Linked DNA regions of Homo sapiens: region 1 is linked to region 2. The links are chromatin loops, found by intact Hi-C in ENCODE. Cell type or tissue: A673. All regions are shown on one strand. Each heading gives the region's core, and the rest is flanking DNA. Links, peaks and the distances in the headings are about the cores only. Region 1 overlaps RASGRF2 (Ras protein specific guanine nucleotide releasing factor 2). Region 2 overlaps RASGRF2 (Ras protein specific guanine nucleotide releasing factor 2).

Evidence for each region. A loop is a pair of places that touch in the nucleus more often than their neighbours do. Peaks named below come from ENCODE experiments on the same cell type or tissue, not always from the same donor. Only the 100,000 strongest peaks of a DNase experiment are listed, where the experiment ranks them.
Region 1: it touches region 2 in a loop (3-fold over the local background); 24 of 110 quality-filtered maps call a loop at or near these places.

The regions. Positions count from the first base shown.
Region 1 is chr5:81,106,135-81,111,522 of GRCh38, forward strand. It overlaps RASGRF2 (Ras protein specific guanine nucleotide releasing factor 2), which reads left to right. Exons shown (of 27, transcript NM_006909.3): 13 at 2,862-2,944. Among named protein-coding and RNA genes, the nearest start is that of CKMT2, 120 kb to the right of the region's middle. In A673, for the core only: a CTCF peak has its summit at 2,469; a DNase peak (open chromatin) is centred at 2,467.
Region 2 is chr5:80,962,681-80,968,068 of GRCh38, forward strand. The region is part of intron 1 of RASGRF2 (Ras protein specific guanine nucleotide releasing factor 2); the gene reads left to right. Among named protein-coding and RNA genes, the nearest start is that of RASGRF2-AS1, 4.5 kb to the left of the region's middle. In A673, for the core only: no CTCF peak of the experiment used is centred there; DNase peaks (open chromatin) are centred at 1,441, 1,991, 2,471 and 4,971; H3K4me3 peaks cover 1,887 bases; H3K27ac peaks cover 1,936 bases.

The DNA.
Region 1 (5,388 bases), core at 62-5,061, 140 kb after region 2:
TGTTTTTTTCCTTTTAAATATATTTGCATCAGAAAATTTAAAATTGCCTTATAACCATGGCCATCTTTGATTTTACCTTGTTTTTTTCTCTTGCTTTTATTCAGTAGTTCATCAATTTTTATTATTCCTTTCTTCAAAATATGTATGTCCACCCTTTCCTCTTCATTCTCACAGTCTGCCTTAGGGGAGGTATGAATCATTTCATTTACTGATTCAGTATTATTCTGATCATCCCTTGGGTCTCCATTCATTCTCCCCTCGTTTCCATTGAACGAATACCACCATGAGGTCAGTTTAGATCTTTCAGCGTAAGTGAGCTGCTTAGAAACCCTCAGTGGCTTCCCATCTGCCTATAGGATAAAATTAAAATTCAAGACTCCTTTCTCTATAGCCTGCCTCCAACTGATTTCTCTGTCCTCTCTCTTACTTTCTTCTCCATTATGAATGCGTGCACCAGCCAGCCCCATCTCTTCATTCTTCCATGTATGTTCCCACTTTGAAACAGGGCCCTTGATGTGTATTTTCATCAGGTCCTGACAGAACTTTCCCATAGAGAGGTAGTGTGGCCTTTCTTGGGGCACAAGAGGATATCCCACTTACTGGCAGCTTGGCTTGCTGGTTGAAACACTGACTCTACATAACTGGACACACAGGATGCAGCAGTTTCAGGATTTCTGGGAAAACACTATTTCCAACTTCCTGATGCTCACGACTTACACGAACTAGGATAAGAGAAGCAGCATTTCTTCAGTGTGAAGAAGAGCAGCCCCTGCTTTTTTCTAGAAAGTGTGAAACCTGTGCTTGCAACCAGACCAGCAGAGGAAGGATGGGCCTCTGAGTCACATTCTTTGGGGTCCACTACAGGGTTGTGTGTTTGGAATTGTACTTTCAGCTGTTTATACAAAACAGTTTGCCAAAACTTGTAGTTATTTAAAGATATTGTTGGCCAGGTGCAGTGGCTCGCACCTGTAATCCCAGCATTTTGGAGGCGAAGATGGGAGGATCGCTTGAGCCCAGGAGTTCAAGGCCAGCTTGGATAACATAGCACGAACCTGTCTCTACAAAAAAAAAAAAAAAAAAATCTCACTGTGGTAGCACACACCTGTAGTCCCAGCTACTCAGGAGGCTGAGGTAGGAGGATCACTTGATCCTAGGAGTTTGAGGTTACGGTGAGCTATGATTGTGTCACTGCATTCCAGCCTAGGCAACAGAATGACAGTGTCTCTAAAAAATAATAATAATAACAAGATATTGTTGAGGACATTGTTCACTACATTATTCAATATTTCTCTTGATGAGAACCCATGAGATAATTGTCCTGTCTGGTCCTAGACCAGGATTAATTGACTTTCTACTAAACTGTGAATTTCGTAGCTAACACTGAGTCCCTCTTTGAGTTGACTACTCCACAGCCCTGCTAATTTTGAGGCTCACTTCTGGCAAGCGCTCTCAACATAAAGTATGTGTGGTGGTTCCATTTCAGGCTTCGTCTTATTGTTTGCCATCCTTTATCTAAATCATCTCTGATTTTCTCACTTATCTTGACTCTGTCTTATTATATGTGTTTTTGTAATCCACTCGTGGGATAAGGTGGAGCATAAATTCACATATAAGCAAAAATGGCCAAATTTATAGGTAGATGATCATAATTATTTATATGAAAATATAACTCCAAATTACTTCCAGATGCTGTAGCTTAAGGAAATATATTGAAGGGGAGCTTAAAAATATTCTACTTACTTGCCACAAGTGGCATCCTTTATGCTTTGTAGTTGAAATAATGGCATAAGACATGAGGAAAACAAAGTTTTAAGGAAAAACAAGTATGAAAATGGCTGAAATACTAAGTAGACTGAATAGTCAGAATTCCAGTGATCTAAAGTTTCTTACCGGCATATTCACTCTTTTATTAGAACATTGGTGTTTAGGGTAGACCCTGAGTTCAGGACCTATGTGAGGTCACGTTGCAATCAGCTTCACTGCACTATTTAATTATAGCCACAAAACACTATATAGTATCATAGCGACTAGAAGCTATTTTTTATTTTAAAAATTGATTATATTTTTTCATTTTCCTGTTTTGTTCAAAGGGAATATGTATAAGTCAAAATAAATTCTTCTCTAACCCAAAATAATTACAGAGAGAAAACGCAAATTGATAAGGCATAGATTAAATAATGAAGGCAGAGAAAATTAGCACAGCTTCCTGAACTCTCCTCTTGGAAAAGAGAAAAAGATGATACAAGGCTTTAAGCATGCCAGAGACAGGAGAAATTACACACTGTCCCTTCACCAAACAGCATTAGTATCAGTAGGGGCTGCCAGAGGTACTAGTAAAATGTGGGAATTTATTGGCAAAGAATACCTGAGAAGCAGAGGCAGAGCTTACTAGTGAGACAGAAGATGAATTCCATCCTAGGAAGCCACTATTTCCAATCTGACTACTCTACACCACCCCCTGGTTGCAGAAAATGAATATAGCAAGAGCAATCATGGTCAGGTCCCAATCACCTCTCAAATAGCATTGGAGCTGCCAAAGAATTGTGACAAAGTGACATTGTGGTCAGAATTCTTGGGAAACACATTCAGGGGAAGTACAGCTGTTGTATCTGTCCTCAGGTATTTGTCAGGCATTTAGTTGATACAGTTTTGGTGTCTGAATACTGAATCTGTTCATCAGTGTATAATATTTACCTACTCTGTGTGTGTGTGTGTGTGTGTGTGTGTGTGTGTGTGTGTGTGTGTGTAAGAGACAGGGAGAGAGAAATTGAATGGATTCTTTTAGCTATAAACAATTGTGGGAATATATGATCTGCCTAGGCTTTCATGTGGGTTGTAATTGTCAACTTTTTATTTCACAGTGTGTGGACAATATACGATGTAATGGTTTAATGACTATAGTGTTTGAAGAGAATTCCAAAGTCACTGTGCCACATATGATTAAGTAAGTGTGAGAATCCTTTCCTTTACATTTTAATCAAGATTAAATTGGCGGAACATGTAAAACCTTGAATAAAATACTGTGTCAATAGAATTCTGCTTCTTGTTGAGAATATGTTTCTTGACAGGAATGCAGTGATTCATATGATTCCATTATAAATGAGACTATCAAAATGGTTTTTCACATTCACAGTTTATTAACTCATAGCATAGAAAAATTGTTTTTTATACTGTTACATATGTCTTCACTCAGGACAAAATCCTAAGATGTTCAAGTTCCATATAAAAATTAAAATAATAGGCCAGGTGCGGTGGCTCACGCCTGTAATCCCAGCACTTCGGAGGCCGAGGCGGGTGGATTACCTGAGTTCAGGAGTTTGCGAACAGCCTGGCCATCCTGGCCAACATGGTGAAACCCCATCTCTACTAAAAATACAAAAAGTTAGCCGGGCATGATGGCGGACACCTGTAATCCCAGCTACTCGGGAGGCTGAGGCAGGAGAATCACTTGAACCCAGGAGGCAGAGGTTGCAGTGAGCCGAGATCACGCCATTGCACTTCAGCCTGGACAACAGTGCAAGACTCCATTTAAAAAAAAAATACCAACGAAGACTTCAGTTTTGTGCCTGATCAGTTGTTGCTGGCACCCAAATGCATCTTTTGTCCCCCACTGTGGCAGTTTACCAGTGTCTACGTCCAATCTCATTTGTGTAACCACTTACATACAGACCAGGACTTTTCTGCCTTTGGGTGCACAGAGGTGACACTTAATGAACTGGAATTGTTCTCCTGTTAGGACAGAAACCTGTATCTTGGACTGTAAAGATTTTCTATTAAATCCAACATATCTATAGTACACTAGATTTATTCCCAAGGCAGAGTGAAGTTTTATGTATATACTACTATTTTTTCCCAGCCTTATTGAGCCTGATTATCCTCAATCAGAGGAAAGAGATTTTTGCAATCTCTGTTCCTTCTGATGGCTCTATTCTTCCCTGAAGTTTGTATTCCTCCCTATGTATCTATTTCCCTATCTATAAACTATGAAGAAAAATCCCAATGTTTCTCAGAGTTAAAAGAAAAAAAATTATCTTATTGTAACTGTGTCTTCTTACTGACAGGGCGTCACTTTGTAAGCACTCACTTCCTTTTAAAACTTACCAATTATAATAGATGATTTGGGTTTGATCTCTCAAGATTGCTTTTTAAGTGTTTACCAAAAAGGAGTTGCTGTTATCATAGGAGACTTCAGTAATGTATTATATTTTTCTTGAGTGTCTCTTAGGAAATAAAGTAAGATTCTACTCAGTGTAATAAAAGAAAGCTAAATAATTTCATAATATTTAATTTCTTTACTTAAAATGAAAATGTAATCACGATTTTGAAGGAAAGTGGTGTAATTAGTCAGTTTTATTTTAATTTCATGCTGGCTTCAACACATTTTTTGTCCTAGTGTTTCAAATAAGCTAATTATAGTCAAAAGATGCAAAGCTCAAAACTACAAATAGAATGTGAAAATCATGACGCTTATTAGGTGAAAATATCCCTTTATAGGGTATGTAGACTATGACTTCTTTTAATAATACTTGATCTCAACTTTCTTAGAAATTAGAGATTTTTTGGTGGAAAATGATGGGATAACAAGTGATTATCTAGCTCAGCCATCTTCTGGACAGGGTGATGAATTCATAAAATTTTCTCAGATCTTTTTACGAATGAGCAAATTAAGAACCAGAAAAATAAAGTTGGTTGAGGGACACATAGTGAGTGGAAGAAAGAGCCTTGTTATTTTCAAGAATCTCAAAAGATGCACTTGGGCATTTCAAGATCAGTAATGTAACTCAAGCTAACGGGCCACCCCAGTCAGCTCCTTGGCAGGGTGAAGCTGCTCATTGAAAATGCTCTTTCAGGCCTGCAGATGAAGTACTTCCATCTGCACTGAGCATACTTTGGGCTGGGATGTTTCTAAGAGCAAGCTAAGAAAGCAGTTGATTCCTTTTTATCCGAAAGAAAATAGATATATAATTTCAAATCCCTCAAAGCGCTGAAAGGGCTAATTAAAGGCATTCACAACTGATTCTCAGCCAACAGATTCTTAGCAAGCAATTGGCTCACTGAACGTCACTGACCCTACCCTGTAGCATATCCTTTAATCAAGTGGTGAAATTCAGGACTTCATTGATCGCCGGTCCTGAAATGCTGCAGTGAAGGTGAACAAGGGATCTCAGAAGGGGAAGTGAAAGCTACTGGTGGTCCTCGTTGTCCACTTGGAGAGGCTGCCAGTGCAATGGTCTGAAGGTGAGGGGTTCGGGGCAGCCAGATGGGAGGTTTTACAGAATGACAAAAGCAGTGGATTGCAGGATGGCAGTGGTAGGTGCTATTCAGGGGAATATCTTACACCCATTACTTTTTTTTAAGTGAAGACATTTTTAATACCACAGAATTTTG
Region 2 (5,388 bases), core at 195-5,194:
TGTTATATGGAAACCAACATTTTTCTACTTGGAAAATATCTGGACTGTAATCTTCAAGACTGTTTTCTTTCTTGCACTTTAATAAGGAAACATAACTTCCAAATAGTTTGACTTTCATGCCACTTTCTAATGGTTGTCCTAAATAGGCCATCTAATGAAAAAATTGTTTTCCCTTTTTATGACCATGCAAATGATGAGTATTTCTCAGTCATTTTATTCATCTTCAAGAGGTTAGAAATTAGAATCTTTGGTGTTTGTAGATAAATCTGAGATGTAGAGAAGCAAGCATTCCAGAATGGATTAGGAGTTGGGCTGGGAAACCTTCCACATTTTGTCTTGCATTAGATGTGCTGCTGTGAGTTGGGTTAGCTTAGCCCACTGATGCTTTTCTCTGGCACTGCCAACTGGGTGTGTTTGAATAATTAAGAAGAAACTGTGAAAATAAGAAACAAGGAGAAACATTCTACCTTAAATCTACAGTTTATCCAGTTGGTTACCTCTCAGCTAATTTATGTTGCTGAGGTGCTTAGATCATCCAGACACTGAGACACGAAGGATCTGTGGAGGATGTGAGGAGATGAGCACATCCCAAGGTTTGCTTCTTTCTCCTTATATGCTTCTGGAGCTTTCCATATCAATATCTCCCTCAACACTATCAACACAGTTGAAGGTTAGGGCTTGAAACAGGACTTAGTGAGGCAGAGTCATTTTTCTTCACCAAGTTTCCGTGTTATTTCTTTAAGCACATCTCTTAATCTTTTCTCTTTTTTTCTGTTAATGAAATCTCTGTTTCCTAATATGTAAAAATTAAGAATTTGGCTAAGTTGGTTTCCAATTACCTTTCAATAATGGCATCTTCTATTTCTAAGGTTATGACAGACAGGGTGAGCTTTTTGCAGTGTGGAGAATGTGAAAGACCATTTCACAAGATTCAGAGATTACCAGTGTTTGTAATAAATACTGCATCTGAAAAGCCGAGGACAAGCAGGTGATTGAAGTGGACATTCTGATAAATTAGTTAGGTCAGCAGATGTGCAAACCTATAGTAACATCATTGCCTGAGGCAGAGACATTCTTATTACTCACATTGGAGGGCGACATATTTATTGTAATCCCCTTGACAGTTACAATAGTTGATGTAATTATTGCTATAAACTGCCTCTAAGCATTCTTGGGAGCTTAAAGTCCACATATCCTTCAATGATTTTTATGCTTATTAGTTGTGTTTTTAGGTAAGTTACAAGAAGAAAACACCCATTGGTTTGCTTCCTGTAAATAACAATTCAAAATAAGTTGGTTGACAACAACAAAAAAATCCGTTTTTTTTTTTTTTTTACACTTGGACTTAAATTGTTTCCAGTTAAGCAGAAAAAAGAAAGTCACTTTCCAAATATGCTTAGATTGTAGGAATATTTGCATTGCTCTATTTTTTTCATAGTGTTCTCAGATTTCACTTTGATGAGTCTTTGGAGGATTGCAAGGCTCTCTTATCAGCCTTCCATAGTGACTACTTCTTTGGGATAGCAATGGTGATATAATCAAAATGAGATCAGTTAAAAACAATTTTAAGTGGTTTATTTTCTCCAAAAGTGTTGTTCCTTTTCTTAAAAAGGTGTCCGATGGCACTTCTTTCTAGTTAAGCTCCATTTGTGGAAAATGAAAACCTCCCGTTTTGTTCCAGGTGAAGGAGAAAGGGAAGTTGTATTTAGCAAGTACCTTCTACATGGTAGGCTCTGTGCTCTTGGTGGCTGTTATCCTCTCTTACCTCATCTAATTTGAACTTCAGCTTTTGGAGATGATGAGTATTAACATCATCGTTATTATTACCTATTGCTAACACTGAAACTCAAAGACTTCTGGGGAGATGATCAAAGTCCAGTTGAAGATATAAAGACTAAATTATGTTGAAGAGTTCCTTACTAAGACTGTTTTTAAATCCACTGAGCAAATCTAGATGGATGGGGGCTTGGGGTATAGGATGTGAATCACTGTTTTGTTTATTCTTATTTCCTTTTCAAAACTATTTAAATGGCAGTTGTAATTCTTGAGAAATACGATTGCAGACCATTACATGTTCAAAGAAAAACGGGATTTATTTTTAAACAAGCAGTTTTACATGACATTACTTCAGGAATTCATTTACTTCAGGAATGGGGTACCTTTAAAAATATTTGCATTTAGGGTGAAAGTACACATCCCAGTTAGTCTGCTCTGTTTCAGTGGCAGTATCTGTCTTGCCTACTAGCAGGAGAAGACACATAGCAAAAAAGCCACCTTGATTCTTATTTTTCTGGTGGTGGTAAATGTTCTCTTCAGCCTGATTTCACTTGTTTTGGGGGGTAAAATATCTCTTTCGCTCTGGAGGTTTAAAGAAGTAGACATTTGCATTTGTGCTGAATTAAACATGTTGGTTTAATTTTAAAGGGATTAAAGGCTATGTGATTTCCTGTCACTTCATTACTAGTCATTTTAGCCTTCCTAAATTGACCACAAGCAGAGGATTTTAATCATCGAATGAATTAGGCAGAGCTGCGTGCGAACTCTGAAATATTTGTGGGAGATGGAGAGTGTGGATGGTGGATTTTCATACTACTTCACGTTGTCTAATTATAACCAACTCAACTTTTGTTTACTGAACACAAAGGGAAAATGGAATAATGATATTTGCTAAATCTTATACAATGTTAAAAAATATAATTTAGGGAACAAAATAATTTATTACTTAAACTTTGTAATTATCCTTCTCTTTAAAGTTAAATGAAAAAAAAATCTCATGGATTAGCAAAATTGAGTTATTTTAATTTTGGCTACACTAAGCCTTACTATTTAGATTGTTGTGTAAGAATTCAACACAGAAAAGTCCATCCCTGATGTGACAGATGTATTAATACATAAAAATGCATTATTGTTGTGAACAACTATTTTTCTGTGGGTTTCATTAAGTGACAACTAAGCGCATTGTCGAGGGGTAGAAAATACTTGTAGTGTTATAACAATTTTTCCCTTCTTTTGACAATTAAAAAATAGAGAAATTTTTCTCCCACTGGATGATGACAAGACCTAAAGCATGTGTGATAACCAAATGTTTCTGGTTTTAGCAAGCAAATGTCAGTGGTTCATTAAAACAATTGCTGATATTGCTGTCTGTTTAATGCAGATTATATTTTTAAATGGATTTTTTTCTGCAGTTTTCAATACTACTTAAATATGCATGCCACAGTCAGTATAATTTTAATTTTTTGGAATGAAATTACTTAGTCTTTATGATTATTTTGTAATGAAATAAGTCAGATTGACCAACCATATGGATTTGCTCAAGTCTTAAATTCTACTTTTCACAGGTTTAAAGTGGCTTTCTATTTTTATACCTATTTATTTGTTCTACAAGAAAGGGATATATGTTTGTGTGTGTGTGTGTGTGTGTGTGTATGTGTGTGTGTGGTGTTTATTCAGTTTGTTACCCTTCTACTATTTTCTACCGTTGAATATTAAACCTTTGTTAGGCGGTTATATATTGGAGTTTGCAGATTTTGATTTGTACATTAACATTTCAAGACCTGAGTTATAAATCCCATCTATCTATAATTTGGGGAGCTTTATTTTTCAGGACTAAGGATATGGAATGATTCTGTTAAATTACTCACAATATAAATTCCTCTCTGAAATTAGTTTACCTTAAACAAAGACTGTAAATAGTAAAATTTTATTGATATTTAAATGAAACTAGAAATGATATTTGTTAAATATCAACATAGCACTGTGATAAATGTTTGATTATTTTATAACATTTGGCCTTTATTCTAAAATCTAACCATTATTCTAAAATTATCCATTACATTTTTATTGGTGCAACTTTTAAATTTTAGCTGATTGAGAAGTTATAAATACATGAATTTGGTTCCGCCAAAGGGAATATGTTAGCATTTTTGCCCAAGGAGTTAAAAATGTAATTGTGTATATATTTAGAAAAAAACAGTAGCAGGTTTGTTGTTGTTGTTGTTGTTGCAGAAAATATTGGCATCAGTAGGTGGAACAGAGATGCAAAAAGCACATGGACTCACAGTTTTATTTTTTTACTGGCACTTGAAAAACTAATGATTTAATGAAAAATAAGGATTCAAATCATTTTTCCTAAAACTTATTACAGTGACTACAAAATGCTTCAAATATACTTTTAGGGAGAAAGCAGGAAAAAAATAACAAGTTTGAGTTGGTCTGTGTTTATTTAACTAATATACTACAGTGTTTCTTTTCTTTGTTAAAAAACTGTAAAGCAAGAAATGAGACAGAAAGTTGGGGAGGCCTATATAAGAATAATTTACAGCTTTAGATTAAATAAGTTAATCAGAATTTTAATTCTCATAAGATCTGAGAAGATAAAGATAAAATGATGTAAAAAAAGCAATCCTTAAAAATAAAATTTGTTGGCCGGGTGTAGTGGCTCACGCCTATAATCCCAGCACTTTGGGAGGTCGAGGCAGGTGGATCACCTGAGGTCAGGAGTTAGAGACCAGCCTGACCAACATGGCGAAACCCTGTCTGTACTAAAAATACAAAATTAGCCAGGCGTGGTGGAGCATGCCTGTAATCCCAGCTACTCAGGAGGCTGAGGCAGGAGAATCACTTGAACCTGGGAGGTGGAGGTTGCAGTTAGTCGAGATCACGCCATTACACTCCAGCCTGGGCAAAATAAATAAATAAACACATAACATCTCTTGGTAAAGAAATAAATAAAAATAAAATAAAATTTATTGATCCTTTAGTGCTTAATTAAAAAAAAATTCAGGTCACAATATCTGTTTTTAGCTCTTATGATACTTACCAGTATGACATTGTGAAGACCTGTGGTGATGGAAACAGCAGGGATATGAGTGGTACTTTTTATTATTTTCAGGGTACTGAAGTGTTTCATTTTGTCATTGTCTGATTTAATTTAGACATGCCTGATTCATTTCCTGGACTGTATTTATAAGCCCATGCCATTTGTGTGACTAATGTAAACAGTGGGGTCAGTTCTTTCAAATAGAGGGACTGTTGAAAAGCTAGGAGGTTTCCTGCATTTAGCAATGTGGAAATAGGGAGGTGATAACTTGGTCTAAGGCTCAGTAGATAACATTATAACTGATCACAAAAGAAGTCATGACGAGATAATGTCAGTGATTCATAGGAATAGGAGGCCACTCATATTAATATGAATTTGCTTTCTTTTAAGAATGTAAGAATATCAGTTTCTAGGTGAAGTGCTGGTGTTGTGTATGGTTCAGTTCAGGATTTAAACTGCATAGGATTCAGTCTTGGCTCTGCTACTTACCAGACACATGATCTTGAGCAATTTCTCTTTCTAAGCCTGGCTCCCTGCCTGGAATATGGAGATCCGGATAGTACCTG